Regions from separate parts of the Homo sapiens genome. Here region 2 is linked to region 1. A link is a contact called in ENCODE Hi-C or POLR2A ChIA-PET data. All regions are on one chromosome and are shown on one strand. The core of a region is the stretch at or near the end of the contact, and the rest is flanking DNA. Distances in the headings are between cores, read along the strand shown.

Region 1 (3,411 bases), core at 577-3,076:
CACAATGATCGTATTTGTGCCTTAGAAAGATTCCTTTGGCTACAACGTAGAGAAAGAATTACCTGGAGGGAAAGTTGAAGGGAAATGGCTACTGCAGTCATCCAAGCAAAAGATGATGGTGAGCTGACCCAAAAAGGTAGCAATAGAGATGGAAAGACCTGGACACATACAGAGATATAAAACAAAATAAAATATAAAAGATCTAGTGGTTCTTTACATGGAAGGTGTTGGGGAGGGAGGAGTCAAGATTATACCATGGTTCTGAATTGAATAACTGGGTGTACATTATTCACTAAGATAGGAAACTGAGGAAGATGCAGATTTGGGGAGAAAGATAATGGGTTTGGTTTTGAACATGCAGAACTTAAGGCATTTAAGTAAGAGCTGTGTATATGAATGTGCACAGCAGAAAGTTAGCTATATAGGTCTGAACTTCAAGAGGGCAGCCTGGCTAGAGACATAGGCAAGGCATCATCAGTATATATATACACTCATAGAAACCTGGAGATGAGATTGACAAGAGCCATCAGAAAAGCGGAAGTAAACACAGCAGAATGTGGTGTCTGAAGCCAAGAGAATAACTTCAAGATGAAGCAAGTGGACAACAGCATCAAATATTACTCAGGCCAAATAGAATAAGGACTAAAAAGAGTGTCCACTGATTAGAAAAGCCACTGTGCCTTTGCTCAAACTATACCCTTGGTTTGGGATGTCCTTTCCCACAACCAGAAACCAAAGAAACATTTTCCATCTTTCAAGGATCTGCTCAAGTTACCTCACATTTGCATATGGCAGTTTAGTGAACATCATCACGTTACCTCATTTACTGACAGTAAGATCTTGAGGGTTAAGACCATCTCTTATGCATCTTGGCATCCCCTTCAGCTCATTAAAATGTAGATGCTGTAGGTTCAGAAAAGGAGCCAAATGTGCAGGAAAAGGTTCATCAAAGAACAGAATCTAAGGGTTGGAAGAGCTGATCCACAGGGCAGAACCATTGCCTGTCCCTGCCAGCAAGAGGGTACACATAGGACAAGCCGCTGCCCATGTGGGAAGAGTGATGAAGAAATTTCCTTTACTGTTTAGAAAGGAACTCTAAATAGTCTTTATCCTTATATGCAAACTTAGTAAATGAAATGGTAAACAAGACTTTCCTGGCTTTTCATTGTGACATTAATTTTGTGGACCAGTTTAGTGCTAGATCTGGAACAAAATACCCACATCTTCCAAAGCCTGGCTGACATCACTTACCCAAAAGGGAGGCCATGAATAGCCACTGATAGCAGGCATTCATCTTCTGAGTTTTTTGTTTTGTTTTGTTTTTTTCTGGAGCGTAAACATCTAAAAAGGAAAGGCTTTTTGAACTAGGTGCAACTGCCAACTTCATTTACCCCCTCATATTTAATGAGCCTATTTTGCTTTATGAGTACTTCAAAAGAGCTGACAGAGAGGAGGAGGCTATGAATAGAAAACATGAAGCAACTTGCTGAGCCCTCATTGTGAGGTCGACAGCTTGCTTTGTCATACCCTTGCAGACCTACGTTTTCATGATTCCTTTTTCAAACACTTATCGAAATCCAAAGCAGAAGAGAATTCTTGATCTCCTCCAAAGTGTCAACATGAAAGACAATATTTTAAGGCAGCCTGAGGGAGATGTGGTCACCAACACAGTAACAACAATCAAGGTGGTAGTAATGCGGTACATTTTTTTGGAGGCATTAAGCCCAGTCCTCCAAAATTTGCTGCACAGCTGCAGGGATAGGAAATATTCTGCCCTTCCCCCATTCCTGCCTAAGCAACATTCCTGTTGAGTTGTCAAGAGGCCCTGGCATTTAGAACATTGGCAAATATTTACTCAACACCAGTAGAGTACTTTAAATACGGCGAGTCCTCAATGGTGGAGACACTCGACACCACTAACAAATAACCCTTTGAGCAGTAGCTTTTTATAAATGTAGGGAGGACAGAGTAGAGGAGATAAAAATTAATAAGGGTAGGAATTCCCAGCAGCTTCAATCTGGAATATGATGCCTAAAGGAATTTCAAGTTAGTAAGTTTGTAAATATCTATTAACACTAAGTACTGCAGGATTCTGGGTGGTCGCCTCTTTTCACCACCTCATTTTGCCATTTTGGCACTGCTTTCATATTAATGTTGTGTATAATATTGCACACTTCAATTCTGGGTGTCTTTACCCCTTATATTGTGGTTTCCACTGACAACCAGAGCAGGTTAAAAACAAATGATACACTTCACACTGATCTATCCCACAATTGCTCAAGGATGAATAGCATCATAAAAGTGGAACAAGCTGTATAAGGAGAGCACTTCAGGCAGGAGAAAGAGTCAGCTAAATCTGACACCCAGGAAGGAAATTAGGATTTAGTCCAATGCCAGCATTTTACATCATTTTTTTTTAACTTAACAAGCTGAGACATGAGTTTTACCAAGATCACATAATTATAAGCGTCTTCTCAGAATTAGTTTTACTCTCTGTGTTTCCTCTGTTTTTAATACCTATAATATTAGAACTCGATCGCAATATAACTGCATGCTACACTTTACAATCTTGTTTAAAAAAACATTTATTTTAGGTTCAGAGGTACATAGGCAGGTTTGTTATATAGGTAAATTATGTGTCACCAGGGTTTGGTATACAGATTATTTCATTATCCAGGTAATAAGCATAGTGCCAAATAGGTAGTTTTTTTTAATCCTCTCCCTCCTTCCACCCTCCCTCCTCAAGTAGGCCCCAGTTTCTGTAACGTGCAGTATTTGATATTCTGTTTCTGCATTAGTTTGCTTAGGATAATAGCCCCCAGCTCCATCCATGTTGCTGCAAAGACATGATCTCATTCTTTTTTATGGCTGCATAGTATTCCATGGTGTACCACATTTTCTTTATCCAGTCTATCATTTGATGGGCATTTAGGTTGATTTCATGGCCTTGCTATTGTAAATAGTGCTGCCATGAACATATGTGTGCATGTGTCTTTATGGTAGAATAATTTACATTCCTTTGGGTATATACCCAATAATGGGATTGCTGGGATGAATGGTAATTCTATTTTAAGTTCTTTGAAAAATCACCACACTGTTTTCCACAATGGCTGAACTACTTTACATTTCCACCAGCAGTGTATAAGCATTCTTTCTCTGCCATCTCCCTACCATATTATTTTTTTACTTTTTAATAGTAGCCATTCTAGGCCAGGCATGGTAGCTCACGCCTTTAATCCCAACACTTTGGAAGGCTGAAGTGGGTGGATCGCTTGAGCCCAGGAGTTCAAGAGCAGCCTGGGCAACATGGCCAAACCCAGCTTCTATAAGAAATACTAAAATTACCCAGGTGTGGTGGGCATGCACCTGTAGTCCCAGCTACTTGGGAGACTGAGGTGAGAGGATTACTTG
Region 2 (3,411 bases), core at 398-2,897, 46 kb before region 1:
AAAGAAACAGCAAGGGAACTAGAAAGTCTTTGACAAAAAAATGTTGATAATTGGCTAAAAACTGGGGAGGGAAACAGAAAACTTGGAGAGCTATGAATGTTATTCTAAGTAGAAGAAAGACGCAAGGGAGGAATCAAGGTGCTGTGACATTAACAACCCTATCTTTAAGGCTAAAAAAAATTAAAAACACCTATAAATTCACTTAAAACTACTCTCCAGAACTCATAGGAAATAAGTCTTCCTCAGGACCTAAATTGCAGAAACAAAATGGAAATCTGGTGTTTGAATCTCTGCTCTGTGTGACCCTGGGCAAGTTCCCTCAACTGAGTCTACATTTCAGTGACATCCTTTTTTTTCTTCATCTGTAAACTGTGGATGAAGTAACTACCTCTTCCACAGGGCTATTAGGATTAAATAAGAAGCTTTGTAATTCTGCCTTCCCAATCAAATAATAGATCTTTTTATATTGCTAAGAATTTACCTATTTTTATACCAATTAATTTTAGAATGTTACCAAGTTTGTATATGAATCTGTATAAAATATTATATACTTTTTTCTAAATCAGATTTCAATCTACATAATTTATTATATTAATTACTCAGGTTATCATTATCAATAGCAAATACTGGATGAGTAAAACAGTAGTAAACTTCAGTGCCCTCAGGTCTTGCTGAAGTAATTCTTACCTTCCAGGATTATATTGAAAAACAAAATACTCCAAATACCTCTAAGACCTTCACTCAGTGAGTCCCTTTTATTTAAAAAGTTTCAGAGAGTAAGTAAAAAGAGTACTTTGGTAGGAACTAGTTTATCACCCTGTCTCTAGAAAGGATTGGGAGCAATCATTTTGAGCAGGTGGGTATCTAAATCATTAAGAATGTTGGGAGGAAGGAGGCCAATGGTAAAGAAGCTCTTCCTTCTAACAAACATGAATCCTTTACCTTGACCATTTTTCTACTTTACTCCATTTATGAGATTAAATCAGTTTGATTGAGGAAGCTAGGTATAATAAGGTTTTAAATCCACACAGATCAAGAAGTATCACCAACTTGAATTTAACCACTATCTTTTCTTTAACCACAAGAGTTCACAGGATAGCACCATTAAATAATATTTGCAAAGCATGCACAGTGCCCCACACAGAACTAGTAAAGATACGGTTATTTTACTCCAGGGGTTTACAGTCTGGAAACAAAAAAAGTATATTGTGAAGAATCTGAATACTTTTAAAAATCTGTGTGTTATTGTTGAGGATAGACTCTCTATTTCAGAGATGGAGAAACAAAGAGAAAAAATTGATACCATGACCCTAGATCACACAGGGAGTGACAGATTCAAAATAATTTCAGTCTTCTTTGTCCTATTACTAGTGCATTCTCATCACTAGTCTACAGTGGCTTATTCAAAAGTAGTTCTAAATTATTTCTTAAACCAAAAGCAGCACAAATTATAAAAGTCTAAATGGTACTCAACACCATTCAAGGTGCAGATAATTTTTGCCCATGAAAACATGCTAAAGGGACTCCATGTTGTGGTAAGTTATCAAATTATGGAAAGAACATTGCAGAGATTAAAATGTTGCATAAGAGAGAGAAAGCAGCATGAGTCAGGGGTTTGGGAAATATGAGTCAGACTGAAGGGAAGGAGCCAAAAACATAGAGAATGAGGGCCTAAGCAGGGACTTAATGGACACCACAGAGATGTGGACAAAGTTGTCTCCATTAACTTTGAGAGAAAATCAAATGTGCGGTTCCCTAGACGTGGGGGTCGGTGTGATAAAGAGGCTAGAAGAGCTGAGCAAAGATTAGCCTGTGTTATTTAAAGCAACTAACGGTGCCAAAGTCAGCAAGAGAGGGACCTACAATAGTATAAATCACTAGGAGGGAGCACGTGGGCACATTTTTGAAAAATGAGGGAATCACCAAATATTGCCATTAGCTATTGTTAATGTATTAGAATGACGAAATGTGTTATGGTATTTTAGGAAGCACAATCTATTATTTTGTTCTTTGGTAATGTTAACATTAGGCTCTGTCTACATAGTTCAGAGAGACTCCTTATGTTGTTCAATCCAGACTCTCTAATCCTGCCTTTAAGGCCTTGAATTTTGTTCACGACAGATCTAGCATTTCATGATCCTCTTCAACCAGGCACTGCACCAGGCTCCTCACACAGAGCCCCGGCAGCTGTGCTGACGCCATCTGTCTGCCATTCTTCTCATGGAAACCAGTTTTGTCTTATCAGCATTTTCTAATGTGAGCTGCTTTCTGCCTAGAAACAGCTTCCTTTTCCTGGCAACCCATGTATCTCGTCTTCTTCAAAATGCAGTGGAGAACCCACCTCTTCTGGCGAATCTGCTTTATACCTCATAGCCTCTGCACTCCTGGACTCACTTGCTCAACATCATTTTTCTTTTACTAACATCTTACTGATTTTGCTGTGTTTCTCAGATATACCTTGTTACTCTGCTTCATACATTTTTAGCTCCATTAGGTAAAACACTGATCCTACTTTTCCTGAAACTTTAGGTACCAATTCTCAGCAAATGGTAATAACTCATTTATCCATTTATTGCACAAATATTTATTGAAAATCCACCATGTTTCATGCACTATCCTAGGCACTGGGAATACAGGGGGGAAAATAAGACATAGATCCCCCATCCCCACCCAAAGAGCTTGGGTCCAGGTCCCAGGAAATTTATTAACTGACTGCCTGAAAAACCAAGTGAGCTTAACTGTCAAGGATAAATTATAATCATGCAAAAACAACAAAAAATTTCTCCCCATAGTAATTTGTCCTAGATTATCAGGAAAATCATGGCTGACCTGAGTAGTTTCCCTTATAAATAAAGCATTGCTTTTGCTAATGCAGATATTCTCCCATACAAATGTAGGAAACAGATTTTTCTTACACACCATGGAGATACCTACAAAAGGCTGTGTTTGCACTATGGGAAGTCAGGAGCAAGTAGAGGGCAGTGGACTGTCATCAACACTCCTGGGAGAGCCACCTTTTCCAGAGCATCTGCACAGGGATGGGTATTCTGCTTTGAGTTTCTGACATCATTGTCCATTTTAGTAAATTTTGTATCATAGTGAGCTTTCTGGTATTTATGACAAATGGAAATGCATAGAAGTAGAAAAGCCAAACATAACGGAATTTAACAATGTATAATAATTTTATATGACTTTGCATAGATGTGTAAATAAGTAATTCCAGGATCTCAAAGTATAATTTTCAAAATAATATTGTGTTATTTAAATAAACTAATAAATTGACATTAACGTAATTGAAAATAGGTCAAAGAAATTCAGTCTGTTTATAGCCTTTAGCATTAGATAAACCACCAACAGCAAAGGAGAGGATAAATATTCTAAACCACAGCCAGAGAAGCCATAAATGGAAAT

Evidence for each region. Hi-C counts contacts between places; a loop is a spot of excess contacts on that map. ChIA-PET counts read pairs that join two places held with the same protein, here RNA polymerase II (POLR2A). Pooled maps may share reads with other maps.
Region 2: a loop to region 1 is called in a map of PC-9, with 5 times the contacts of the local background. The contact joins two enhancer-like sites. A Hi-C loop is called at or near these places in 1 of 168 maps with a recorded cell type or tissue (PC-9) and 2 of 50 pooled maps. POLR2A ChIA-PET finds 5 or more read pairs at or near these places in 3 of 52 experiments (A673, K562 and MCF 10A).

What each region holds. Positions count from the first base shown.
Region 1 is chr2:55,837,771-55,841,181 of GRCh38, reverse strand. The region is part of intron 2 of LOC112268416 (a long non-coding RNA gene); the gene reads right to left. Among named protein-coding and RNA genes, the nearest start is that of EFEMP1, 84 kb to the left of the region's middle. RefSeq lists an enhancer at 3,082-3,411. Within about 2 kb of position 1,826, at least 8 of the 41 ENCODE cell types and tissues checked have a DNase peak (open chromatin) inside an H3K27ac peak, as active enhancers do; they include PC-9, where a contact is called at or near this core.
Region 2 is chr2:55,884,092-55,887,502 of GRCh38, reverse strand. The region is part of intron 5 of EFEMP1 (EGF containing fibulin extracellular matrix protein 1); the gene reads left to right. Among named protein-coding and RNA genes, the nearest start is that of EFEMP1, 38 kb to the left of the region's middle. Within about 2 kb of position 1,647, at least 9 of the 41 ENCODE cell types and tissues checked have a DNase peak (open chromatin) inside an H3K27ac peak, as active enhancers do; they include PC-9, where a contact is called at or near this core.